2 separate regions of the Mus musculus genome follow, and region 1 is linked to region 2. The links are chromatin contacts, found by POLR2A ChIA-PET in ENCODE. All regions are on one chromosome and are shown on one strand. Each heading gives the region's core, a stretch centred on a gene start or an enhancer-like site at or near the end of the contact. The rest is flanking DNA. Distances are from core to core; before and after follow the strand shown. Region 1 holds the start of Ddx42 (DEAD box helicase 42). Region 2 holds the start of Ddx5 (DEAD box helicase 5).

Evidence for each region. ChIA-PET counts read pairs that join two places held with the same protein, here RNA polymerase II (POLR2A).
Region 1: POLR2A ChIA-PET joins it to region 2 with 10 read pairs in Patski. The contact joins the promoter of Ddx42 here to the promoter of Ddx5 in region 2. POLR2A ChIA-PET finds 5 or more read pairs at or near these places in 3 of 5 experiments (Patski and embryonic stem cell).

What each region holds. Positions count from the first base shown.
Region 1 is chr11:106,214,097-106,220,935 of GRCm38, reverse strand. Ddx42 (DEAD box helicase 42) reads right to left here and starts at 4,010. Exons shown (of 18, transcript NM_028074.4): 1 at 3,780-4,010. It overlaps Ccdc47 (coiled-coil domain containing 47), which reads left to right and starts at 4,569. Exons shown (of 13, transcript NM_026009.2): 1 at 4,569-4,787.
Region 2 is chr11:106,787,118-106,793,295 of GRCm38, reverse strand. It overlaps Ddx5 (DEAD box helicase 5), which reads left to right and starts at 4,802. Exons shown (of 13, transcript NM_007840.3): 1 at 4,802-5,023. The coding sequence starts at 4,980. Cep95 (centrosomal protein 95) reads right to left here and starts at 4,044. Exons shown (of 20, transcript NM_177088.3): 1 at 3,919-4,044; 2 at 2,437-2,565; 3 at 712-819. The coding sequence starts at 3,937.

The DNA of each region.
Region 1 (6,839 bases), core at 2,761-5,260, 570 kb after region 2:
TATTTTAGATCGTAAAAATACCATGAAATGAAAGCAAGCAGGACGAGGAGGTGAGGTACTGCAGACAAGTCAAGGACTCACTGAGCTAAGTATATTACTCAACAGGGCAAAAGTTCTACTACTCTGCCTCAACAATGTCTGTTGTCCTGGAAAAGTCATGTGACTCAGATCTATAAGCTGCATCTACAACTAGCTAACATTCCATAATTTATAAAACATGAAGTATAAAATGAAAATGAAAAGTATAAAATGAAGTAAGAATGAGACAAAACTGCAAACAAAATGAATTTCTACTTCCTTTGGCTGAACAGCACTGTGTCTGTTAATACTGTGTAATCAAGGAAAGTCACATCAAAGAACAGAGCTCCTGAAGTACACACACTCAGCAAAACCATCTTCAAAATACCAATTTATGTTTCTGTCACTCCCTTCAATTTAACTGCTCTCCAGTTAGTCAGACTAGAATTAGGTGTTGCATTGTGGCAGTAAATAACTTTAACCACCCATATTGCCCAGGGTTCCAAAGAAAATCAAGCAGTCTGATGGAGTTCTTACCTCTACTTGGGTTCTCCCACACAAAATCTGTTATTGACATTGACCTATCAAGGTCCTTCTTACCTGTACAGCTCACTGGAATAACAATTCTAGAGCATCAACACAAATATGATTTGTATAGATTTATGTTAAACCCCTTCTCTGGTCTTTAAACACCTGGCACTACATTGTTTCTTAAACACGATACATCTCATGGCTGAGTATTTACATTCACTCTCTTAGGTCTTTAAGAGCAGATACTCATTATTCATGCTTTACATACAAGAGTTTTAAAGAGGAGCTACCCTTGGATGAGAATAACTGAAGATGCTATAAAGGACAGCTTGGTATCCAGGCACCAAAATGTGATGGTTCATTTAGAAATTTTAACAGGATTGTAAAATAATACCAGTTAGCTATATTCAAACTCTAATTCTGCCACTAATAGCATGAATCTTAAAGATGTTATTAGCAGATTTTCCATTTGCAAAATGGTGAGACTATCATACACCTTACTACTAGGTTTTTACTCCAAAATAATGGGGAAAAATGTGTAGTGACCCATGCTTCAGCATTCAAGAGGCTGACAGAGAGGATACTGTGTGTTAAAGACTAACCTGGGCTATAAAGTGAGCTCTAGATCAACATGACCTAAAGAGTGAGACTCTGGACCAAATTCAATAAATAAAACTCAAATATATTGAGTGAAGTATGGCAATACAGTGCAACCCACACTATAGGCATAGTTATCATTTCTCCAGAAAGCAATCTCCCCATTGATAAATTGATAATATCAGATCTCTTAACTCAGATTCCCATTCAAGGGTCAAGCACCACTTACGATATCAAGATCACTGAGTAAAAGAGTGGGGTAAGCTTCATAAGAGAGCTACAATGACAGTTGGTTAATATCTACTCTACTTAATAATCTGCTTAGTAAGAACATCTTAAACACTGTTGAGCCAGTTAGTTTTTTAATGGCTTAATAGGAAATTAAAACAGAATAAAAAATAGCTATATTCAAATTATAATTTTGTCACTTTCTTTAATGTAATGCAAAGCTGTCAAATACCCAAGACTTTCTTTTTTTTTTTTTTTTTTTTTCATTTTTTTTTTTATTAGGTATTTAGCTCATTTACCAAGACTTTCATCACATTCCAAATCTAATAAAATGTGAGTGAGGGGAGTGGTGAGAGTTGTCTGAAAAGCACCCCTTTCCTATCAGTTTTAACAAAGCCAAGGACAACTTGGAACTTTGAAACAGACTACATTATATTATCACAATCTACATTACAGTGAATGGAACTGAATTACAATGTAAGTCAGATTTAGCACTCCTCTGCTCAGACAGCCCCATTTCATGCAGAATGAGGACAAAATCTTCAAAACCGTCTACAAGGCCCTAGTTGCTTTGTTTTCCTTTCTTCCTTTACGGTCTCATCCTTCATCTCATCTTCATCCTCATCTTCTCATTCCTTCATTTGCTAAGTGCTACAAACACACTGCTCCTCTAACAGGCCCAGCTTTGTCCCCTTCAAGGCCTTCATGATTGCTGTCCACCTGCTCAGAACATTCCTTTCTCCAGATACCTCCGTGGTTAGATGCTCTCACCATTTTCTAGCTTGCCTAAATATCTGTTAGATACCAGAAAGGGCTTTCCCTGACTACTCTATTGCAGCTTCTCCCAAGCCTCCTTTGCTGGTACAGACTACTCTTTAACATAAAGCATAACACACATCTCTCCTTCTTCTTTAGAAAGTTTCATAAATGGACTGGTAAAATGGTTCTACAGATTAATCGCCTGACCAGAATTCCATCCTGAGGACCTACATAGTGGAAGGAGAAAACCAACTCCCAGAGGTTGGCCTCTAACCTCTACAGGAGGGCATGATAAACATACATAAAGAAATAACGTGCCGGGCAGTGGTGGCGCATGCCTTTAATCCCAGCACTTGGGAGGCAGAGGCAGGCAGATTTCTGAGTTCCAGGCCAGCCTGGTCTACAGAGTGAGTTCCAGAACAACAAGAGCTATACAGAAAAGCCCTGTCTTGAAAAAACAAAAACAAAGACAAACAAAATAATACGTCCAAAAAATGTATATAAAGAGTCTCATGAGTGCAGTGGTCATAGATTTAACACTTAAGCAATTCAAGAGAGAACAGGCACAGAGGCAAGGCAATAACAATTTTATTTTTAAATGAATCACTGCAATTCTCCTTCTAGGTAAAGTAAAATAACATTTTCGCCCTGGAAGAATAAATTTTTATATCAGACTTACTGTTCACTTCCCACCTGTCAGAACAGGATTGGACTCTACAAAGTTTAAACGAATTAAGACATAACCTACCACCCACGACGGGTGGTGATGCACGCCTTTAATCCCAGCACTTGGGAGGCAGAGGCAGGTGGATCTCTGAGTTCGAGGCCAGCCTGGTCTATAGAGTGAATTCCAGGACAGCCAGGGCTACAGAGAAACCCTGTCTCGAAGGAAGAAAAAAAAGAAAAAGAAAAAGACATAATATCTACTCTACTTAATAATTGTTCAGCTTAATAGCTGTTCAGGTATGTGTAGGAGACAATACAGAAATAACACTTGCAAATAGTAACAACAACAACAACACAGTAGGAAAGCCACAAAACCACAGCCTAAAGGGGTAGGGGTGAAAAGGGAAAAAGCTAAGATGACAGAAAAGTTTATATATGCTTCCAAACTTGACTAGTATAATTTTTTCCTTACGATTCTGATACAGGTTTTCAACCCATATATATTATTCAAATCAGGTAGGCTCAAGTAGGCCGCAAAAAGTTTGTAACTATGGTGATGATGTTAATCATGATCTACTCAAGGTTTCACAAAGATCAATGACTATCACAGCCTTCTAATCTGTCAACCTCCGCTACCGAGACCCTCCCCGCCTCCATTTGTGGGTCCGCAATCCCCAACAGCTACCTACAAGGATCAATACTCCTCCACTGGCTCTCACAGCTTCGGAGCCCAGCACCCTGAAAAATCCCTTCCTGGAGCCCATCAAGCACCGCCTCCGGAAAGCCGCCAAGTGGGCCTCGTTAAGACGTGCAAGGAGCAGAGCCGTGGGAAGGCAACGTAGCTCCAGAGGGCCACCTCGGGGCTCCAGATCGCGTACCCATCCCTGCCCGGACCCCCGCAGCCACCCGGGTCCCCAGGCTCTGCCGATTCTTTGTTAAACGAGGCCGAGGTTCCTCCGCCCTCGCCAGGCCCCAGTTACCTCTCGTGTCCCCCGGGCTAGCGGCACTGCGTCTGGCGAGCCCTTCACCCAAACCCGCTGCCGCGGCTGCAGACGCAGTTGCTACTCCAGTCGGCGCGAAAGAACCCCCGCGGCCCTGCGTACGCGCGGTGCGGGACCGCGTCCAGCCGCGCTCTTCCTCCGCCCCCTTCGCCGCCGCCTCACGGCCCGTTGCTGACTGGGGGTAGGGTGGGGGGAGCGTCTGACATGCGCGCTAAGTAGAGCGCGAGCCGAAGGGTGGGGCTGGGGCTACGGCTGCCGAAAGGCGCCAATTAATGCCGCTCTTCCGATTCCGGAACGCAACATAACTACGTCACACACCCCGGACGGGAATCTGGTCCTGGGTGAGGATTGTGTCTGGGTCGTGTAGTGAGGGAGTCTGCAATGAAGAGAGCCGCGGCGATGGGGAACCGCCCGAAAAACTCAAGGTAATAAGGTGTTGATTGGAAACTTCATTTACATAAGAATGTCCACCTTCCCTTAGCTCTTGTCCCTTGCCAAAAACCAAAGCAACACAAAAAACCCACGACTCGGGCAACATTTCCCTTCATGCCTCTGTCCACATGGCCCCATAGACTATGGCCACCTTTAGCTTCCGGAGCATCCGATCAAAGTGACGTCTACCCGACGGACGGAACCCTACGGGAGAAACGCAGCCTCCGCTAGTTAGAGCACTTGTAGCCCAGGGGACGCTGGGGGTTACGTAATTTTCCCAGCAGCCCTAGCTCGCCTTGCGCGGATGTCCTGAAGGCCGCGCCCCGCCCCCACCCCGCGCGCAGGCGCAAACTAGCTGTACGCATTCTACGTAACGGACGGCTGAAGCTACGTGAAGAGTAGGGTGCCGTGACTGAGCTACCTGTTCTGGGCTGTTCAGTGACATCGCGGCCCGCAGATTATCTTTGCGACCTGAAGACAGAAACCAGACAAAGGCAGGCTGGTTGGAGGTAGTGGCCTCAGGAGCCCCGGGCCCGGTTGCAGCCTCGGGTGCAGGTAGGTAGCGGGGCCATGACATTCCAGTCGGTGTGACCGTGCCAGGCCGAGCGGTGACTAAGTTGCATGGCCGCAGAGCCAGGTACTGTTTCCCTCCTAACCAACCCTTTAAGTCCGGCCGGTGGTGACATGCATCAATACCCTCAACTTATCTTTCCAGAATTAAAAGAAAAAAAAAAAGACTAAACCTCTGTCCATCCTTTTCTGCTCCATTTTATGTTGGGCTTTAGGAAGATTTGGGGGAAGGTTTCGAGTAGATCCCAACCAACAGGACAAAATCTGAGAAAATATCTGGTGTGTAGCCAGAAGAATAAAAGAGCATCGAACTAGGCTTCTCCGTGGTGGACCTAGGACTAGACACTAGAAGTTTCACGGAAGCAACCGCTTCTAGAGTCGACCTTACCCGAAGGTTTCTAACATGCAAGTTATTTGTAACCAACACTTTACTTTGTAAGGTGACAGTAATGTCTACATCATTTCTAGAAATTTCATCATTTTGACTGATGCCACAGAGGCCTGGGAGGACAAGCAATGATTGCTACATATACTCCTTTTTACTGAGAGAGCTTGCGGAAGATAATCAAGATGGGTGTGTTAATGTTGTGCCTGGCTTGGAGTCTAGTGTTTTCTGCTTCAGAAGTCCTAGAGGCTGGATGGCCTGGCAGAGAGCTGTGCATCTGAGAAATGGGTTGACAGGTCCAGCTGAGTCTTATCAGAAAGCCAGTGCACAAATGGCTTGGATAATTTTAACATAAATAACCTTGAGGGAGCCTGTATGAATTCCATTAGAAACACTTCTGTGTTGTGAACACTCCTGGTATAGACTGAAATGGCCAGACTGTCAAATTGACAGGGATATGTAGTTACTTCTGCTTGGACAGGGAGCCACTAAAGCAGACGCTCTTTGTTCTTTGAGGCAGTGCCTCTTACTCTTGCAGGCTGGCCTAATATCACTATGTAGGACAAGGCAGGGCAGGCCACTGGAACTACTATACCTGCCACCACCCCCACCCCCTTAAGTATAGGGTCTCGCTATGTAGTCCTGGCTAGCCTTGAATTTGGACATGTGCCTGCATTTGACTCCTGAGTACTGGGATACCTCACCCACCCTACCGGCCCCTTGGAGCTTTTGAGACAGGGGTCTCCTGAAGCCTGGACTCACTATGTAGAAGAAGATGGCCTTGGACTCTCGGCCTCAGTCTCCCAAGTGCTGGGATTACAGGAGTAAACCGCCACACCCAATCTTATATGGTCCTGCTATCAATTTAGACAGTCTCAACAGCTTGAGTTACATCCCCAGCCTCCCTTTGTAACATTTTAAAAATTACATTAATTTATTTATTTGGGTCAGGCATATATAAAGGGGGAGGTATTATATCGCTGTGCATGGAGAGGTCAGAAGACAACTTCTAGTTTAATCATCAGTCGTAATACACATACCCTATCAGTAATAAAACTCTTACACGCATCTATCCTTTAGGCTGAATTTCAATGCTTAAAAACAGATGTTTATTGTTTTTGTTTTGTTTTTTAGATAATTAAAGATATAGGACTGGTGTTTAGATTAGGGAGCAGAATTGAAAATGTAGCATAAATGCTTTTGTTGGTTGGAAATATTTTTGCATTGTACTCTGTGATTTCATACAAAATCAGTACCTTCAGTCTGAGCCCGTGGAGTAACGTGGTAGTTGGACTGATGCATCTTCTTTCTGTACTTAAGTGTTCACACTTGCGGTGATCTGAGCAAGTGTGTGTTCAGGAGAACGTGTCTGCAGGCCAAACACAGATCTACAGTTGGTCTGTAGGTAAATGGCTGTCTCTTTTAGTACTGATGGTGAAGCCAACCTTATGTATGTCACAAGAATGACAAGAGTTACACTGGCTTCTTTCCAGTCTGCGTGGTTTTTATTTATGGATTATTTTGTAACTATTTACATATCCATAATTGTATCTTATTCTCTATAGTCTTTAGTTCTTTTATAAAGGATTTTTAAGAATAATTTATTTATTTTTATTTTATGCACTTTGGTGTTTTGCCTGTATGCATGACTG
Region 2 (6,178 bases), core at 3,553-6,052:
CATCTGCTCTAACGTACTGGAGCATGTGCTGTGATCTAGCACCACAAAGACACGTTTTCCTAATGTAGGATATACACTGGAGATTCTTCTCTATAATGTGAAAATTGTATATTATGAATATCCTCAGGCTGGAGAGGTGGCTCAGTGGTTAGCAGTAATGACTGCTCTTCCAGAGGACCCAGGTTCAATCCCCAGCACCCACAGGGCAGCTCATAGCTGTCCACAATCCAGTCCCACAGGATATGACGCCCTCACACAGACATGCATGCAGGCCAAACACCGATGGCACATTTATAAATAAATAGATAGTAATTTAATCAGCCCCTAACTGTGGACATTTAGGTGTTTCTTTAGCTACAATATTCATTCAGCATGATGCTTTAAAAGAAGCATGGTGGCACACACCTTTTTTGGGGGGGGGGGGCAGATTTTTTTGAGACAGTGTTTCTCTGTGTAGCACTCAGGCAGATGATCTGAGTATTAGGTCAGCCTGGCCTACAGAGGGAGTTTCAGGACAGCCAGGAATACACAGAAAAACCCTGACTCAAAACAAATAAAAACCAAGGAACACATACAACACATTTCTGACTCCATGTCAGGGCCCTCACCATAGCTCAGTCTTACAGTTTCCTGTTTGGACTTGGTTAAACAGCACCTAAGAGTCTAACATTTAATAAAATGTCATTATCTGTTGGGTAAATATATACTAACCTGTTATGTGAGACAGGCTGACCTGAAGGTAATCCAAAGCGAGTGAATCAATTACCGCTTGGACATTGTGGGCCTCGTCTTCTTGATTCCTGGGAAGAACTATGAGGTCTGTATGGCGGGAGGGAAAGTCACATTGTTTTAGATCTTTGAGGAGCCAAATTTTAAAATATAAGTACATATATTTATATTTGTCATAGTCTATGACTAAGCTTCTGAGTAAACTCTGCTATAAAAGCAACTCAAACAAACAAACAAAAAAGAACTTAAGGAGTAAGGAGCCTAAATACTATGCACTAGAGACTGTATTGATTGACTATTGATTGAAACTTGTTTTTCAACACTCTGTATATATTAGTGAAATACTTTTCACGCATGTATGAGTGTATTTTATGGAAGCACCATGAAAAGGGATAAAGAGATCCCTATATTCAAGGCAATAAGATGGTCTAATAATAAAAACAAGGCTGTGCATGATGACACACATCTATAATCTCAGCACTGGAGGGGCTGTGGTAGTATTATGAGTTTGCAACTACACTTGTCTATTAATTCCCTAACTATGAGCCGCTTTCCTTGACAAAGTAAAGCAAAAAATTAAATCCCAAATCAGCTAGACATGGTGGCACATGCCTTTAATTCCAGCATTCATTCAGAAGGCAAAGTACAGCCTGGTCCACATAGCAAGTTCTAGGCCAACTGAGGCTACACAGTGATACTGTCTCAAGAATCAAGAGCAGCAAACCACAGCAGGTGCTCAGGTAGGCCTCTTAAAGGCCGTTACAAGCATCTTCTGGGAATAGCTGGCATAAAAGCTAAAGCACACATAGAGAGTATGGAGAGATCTCAACAGCAAGCCAAGTGTCTCTCTGGTATTGAAGGTGGGTGTAGTGGTGCATGCCTTTGCTCCTGGTGCTCGAGAGGCAGAGGCAGAGGCAGAGGCAGAGGCAGAGGCAGAGGCAGAGGCAGAGGCAGAGGCAGAGGCAGAGGCAGAGGCAGAGGCAGAGGCATTTTATAGTAATGCTTTCTCAGAGCCAAAGGAAGGAGCAGTAAGGATTCTAAAGATAAGGGGTCTGTGATATTTAACAGAGGACACATGCAAATGATCTGGCACCTAAAAGAAAATAAGCAGTCACAGTTAGTCACATTTACTGGCTATTTTCATTTACTCAATCTGTGGACCAGGCTGGACCCCATCTCTGTGGAGAGATCTACCTTCCTTCTGCCTCTCCAGTGCTGGGATTAAAAGCATGCACCACTACAGCATGAATTAGCTATCTTCTCAGTAAATTAGGTTAACCAAATACAAACAACATTTTTTTTCCCTTTTAGAAACAAGGACTATGTAACTTTAGAATTCACTATGTAGACCAGCCTGGCCAACACACTTCACTATAATGTTAATTCTTATCTATAATCAGTAGTTAAGATCCAATAAATTTCAAGACCTATTCAAATTTAGAATCTTGAAGGTAGTTACAGAAATAACGTTTTTAAAGGCATGAATGAACTATATGAGATTGAGTCAAATGGGGATTAATTCAAATAAACGCCAAACCATTTATTTAATCATGGCTATTATTATGGGTGAGGTCCATACTGTACTCATTAAAGCAACTTGCACCATATTTGGATAGAAATAAGATATTGAAAGGGAAACAAAATTCTATGTCAAAGGAAACCTGTGACCTAAGACATAAAATTATTCTCACTTTTCAGTACCCTTACCTGGTACCTTTTCTCCCAAAATGGATTGATAAAGGGCAATAAAAACATTAGCATCACAGTCTTGAAGTTCGTGTATCCTCAGGTGTATGTGACATTTAAAAAGGAGGTTATTGGCAATTGTTACCCATTCTGTTGGGGAAGAAGTGGGGTGGGAGGAGGGGGAAATCAGTCTTCAATAGCAATAGAGAAAGTCATATATATGTACATTTAAAAATCACTGCTGCACAAGAATATACATTGGAAACTGTACAAGATAAGGACTCTTATGAAATTTCAAAGACTCAACCAGGCAAGTTCTCAAAAGATGTATTTAAGATAATTTCCTGTGCTAGCTAGCTTCTTTGAAGTCAAAACAGCTGTTCCAACCCAACTCTTATTCTTGTAACCTAAAATCCTATTTGCCAGTATTTTTATACTCACATGGGTGTTTTTAGTTACAATAAATTTATAGGTAACCAGGAATGTCATAAGTCAGCTGTAAATGATAATCTAAAAGTTGCTAGAAACTAACGGAGGTGGCTCAGAATTCCCAATAGTTTTAGACATGTTTTTACCCAATTATCTTGTGTAAGTTAAGATCTCTCGGGTGCCCAAATAAGGGATTAATTTAGGCTGTTAGGAACTTGAATAATGACAACACCGACACTAATGCATTTGTTAGTTTTCCTTTTATTATATTTGATGTATACGAAGGTAAAAAATGAAGAAAAAAAAAACCCAAATCGCTAAGTTCTAAATTAGCACATTAATTGTTTTCCAAAACCAGCTCTTGCCCTTCCCTAGATAGTGCAGGACTAAGGTTAAGGATTTCAGCAATAATTCCAAAACTTGAAACCCCTGAATCTTGAAATGACTGGAACTGGCCACATTTCCAGTACTGACACACGCTCTGGAGACAATAGTCTGAATATGTCATGCCCAGTATGCCCTCTTCCCGATGCCTATGTCGCACAGCTGACCAAGCCATGACAACCATTTTGGAAAGAGAGGAAAGCGTCCTAGACAACCGAATCAATTGGCTTTTCAAAGGCAGTACTAGAAAATGCCAGTTACTCTAGAGGGCATCAAAAGAACTTATGAGTGCTATGCCTCAAAAAGGAAAAAAAAATCAATATAAAGATAAGTTCTGCCTTAGTCCAAACAAAGCAAGGGGAAAGAGAGACAGTCTGTGGATAGATACCCCACAAAAATTCGGATCCAAGAAAGGATCTTGACTGCTCTATATAGACAGGATGCGGGTGTCCCAGGCTCGACAAAGAGTTCCTATCTCATCCCAAGTCTCAGTTCCACGTCTGGAAACCGCAAGAGGTTTCGAGGCTGAGACCCTAAATTCATAGAACCCCCCCCCCCACCGCGCGCGCGACTGCAACTAGTGTCCGACAGTCCCGAGCCTCCGCAGCGGCGCAGACGCGGTTCAGATTCAGCCCAAGGTCCGCGGAATGCTGCAGTACAAAACCACCAGGGCTCCAGGCCGAGACTCACCAGCCTCTGAGCTGGCCATACTGCCAGGAGAGGTCGCGGCCGGACTCCAAGACGAGAGCGCGGGCGACGGTGTCCCAGAAGGGTCGAACTCGGTCGAGCCGACGGGAGGAGGAGGGGGCAGACACTAGCGAGCGGGGAAGGAGGGGTGGAAGAGGGAGGGACGTTAAAACGGCTTCTCGACGCTGATTGGACAGCAGAGGAGCACTTCCTCGCAGCACGCGCTGAGGCGGCAGTTTGCGGGCTCCAGATACCATTCCCCGCGGTCAAGATCCCGCTTACGGGTTCTCAGATCGGCGGGCAGGGCAGCCAGGTCACCCAGCAGCCCGGCCGATCTCCCCGGGGGCGTTGGAGCCGCGCTTCCGGTGAGTTGGTGGTTTGGTGTTCCTCCGCCGAGAGACCAAGCGAGGAAGTAGTGCGATCCGCCTTGCCCTGGGTCCGATCACGTGATGAGGCCAAGCTCCGCCTCCCTGGTCTCCTTCGGTTATGGGCGTGGGGGGAGTCTGTGGAGACGTAAACATCTTCAAGTAGAGTCGGTGGAATGGCTGGCGCTGGCCATTTTAAGGACCGTCTGGCCACGGGGAAGCAGCTTGTCTGAGGTGTAGCGAGACGAGAGACGGCGGTGTCGCCAAAAGGGCGTCGGGGCGAGGCATTCTAGTGGTGTCACCCAGTCGTGAAGCGAGTAATAAACGGGCGCCGGGGAGGGAGCGCCCGCCCGCGGAGGGGGAGGGGCGAGAACATGGCGGATTCCGGAACCCGGGCGGGCGGGCGTTGAGGGCCTCCGAGCCAGGGGGGCGGGGTGATTAGGTCATAGAGCGGCTCCCAGCGTGCTTTGCGGCGAGGAGGCGGTCCAGACTATAAAAGCGGCTGCCGGGACGCAGCCGGCACCTCATTCATTTCCATCGGTCCTTGCCCTCGCAGCTCCGGCCCTCGACACCACCGGCCCCTCCGCTGGTGACGCCCCCGCAGAGGCTTCGCCGTCGCCGAGGCCTTCTCTCCGCGACTCGTCGCCGCAGGATTCTACTTTCACTGGGTTCCGCCCGCACACCGCCACCATTGACGCCATGTCGAGTTATTCTAGTGACCGAGACCGCGGCCGGGATCGAGGGTGAGTGTGACAAGAGACCTGTCAGGCCGGGTGGGGGATGGGAGAGCGGCGCGGCCGAAGGCTCGCCTTCCCAACCGACCTTTAGATTTTTTTTTTTCCCTTCCTGAAAGGAGGCCTGGCTTTTGTCACACGTCCGGTTAAAAGCCGTTAAAGGCTACGCTTCGGGTAATGGCGTTCAACCTTTTTTTTTTTTTTTTTTTTTTTTTTTTTGGTCCGGGAGGGTGGGCCGGGACCCGGGGCGGCCCGGCGACCTCGCGGCTGTTGAGGGAAACCCGGAGGAGTGTTTTCGGTCGGGAAGCGCCGCGCCTTTGAGGCGGTTCCCGGCGTCGTTTGCGCAATCTTTCGTTGGGTTGTTTTTTGAGGGGGGCCCCCCCTTCCGGTATCCCCGGGGGAAAGAAGGGGCGCTTTCGAGGTCCCCTGTGCCCCGTTGGGTGGCCTACGCCGGCGGATTCGGCCATGTGGCGGAGCCGCAGCCACAAAATGCCGGCCTCGGACATGGCGGCGGCGCCTTTGTTACCCCGCCCGGCGGAGGAGCTCAAAATGGCAGCGGCGAGAAAATGTGGCGCAGAGAGAAATGCGAGACAAAGAAGGAAGCGCCGCCCCAGCGGGAACGCCGCCCGGGCCGGGACTCCTCCCCCGGTTGCTTTCGGCTCCTCCTCTTTTTCTCCCTCGCGTTATATAATTTTGTTACCTTGGTTTGCAGCCGTTCGCGGCGTTTCCCTAGACTCGGCTCGCTGGCGCCTGTTCCCCTTTCTACCCTGTCCGCCGTGCTAGCCTCGTTCAGCTGCTCACATTGCCTTTGCGGCCCCGTTATTTCTTTAAGATTAGGTCCTTTGATGAAAACGGGCAAAAATAACCTTCCTAAGCTCCTCCCTTCTTGCCCAGCTCCTAGACGCTAATGCCTAAGCTCTGTGGGGAGAGAAGATGGAGGCTCTAACTCTTGTCCTTGTAATCTGGTCAGATGTTTGGGCTGTTTGCCACCTGATAAACCCACGATGTTTATTTGGCCTCAGTAGAGTGTGCTTGGGACTTCAGAAAAGAAACGCTGCCAGTTGTGGCTGTCCTTAGAATGACAGTTGGGAAGGATTCCAGAAGCACACTTTGGCTCTATCAAAAGGCAGCAGATGAAATGTGAGGGCAAACCTGTTCATGCAG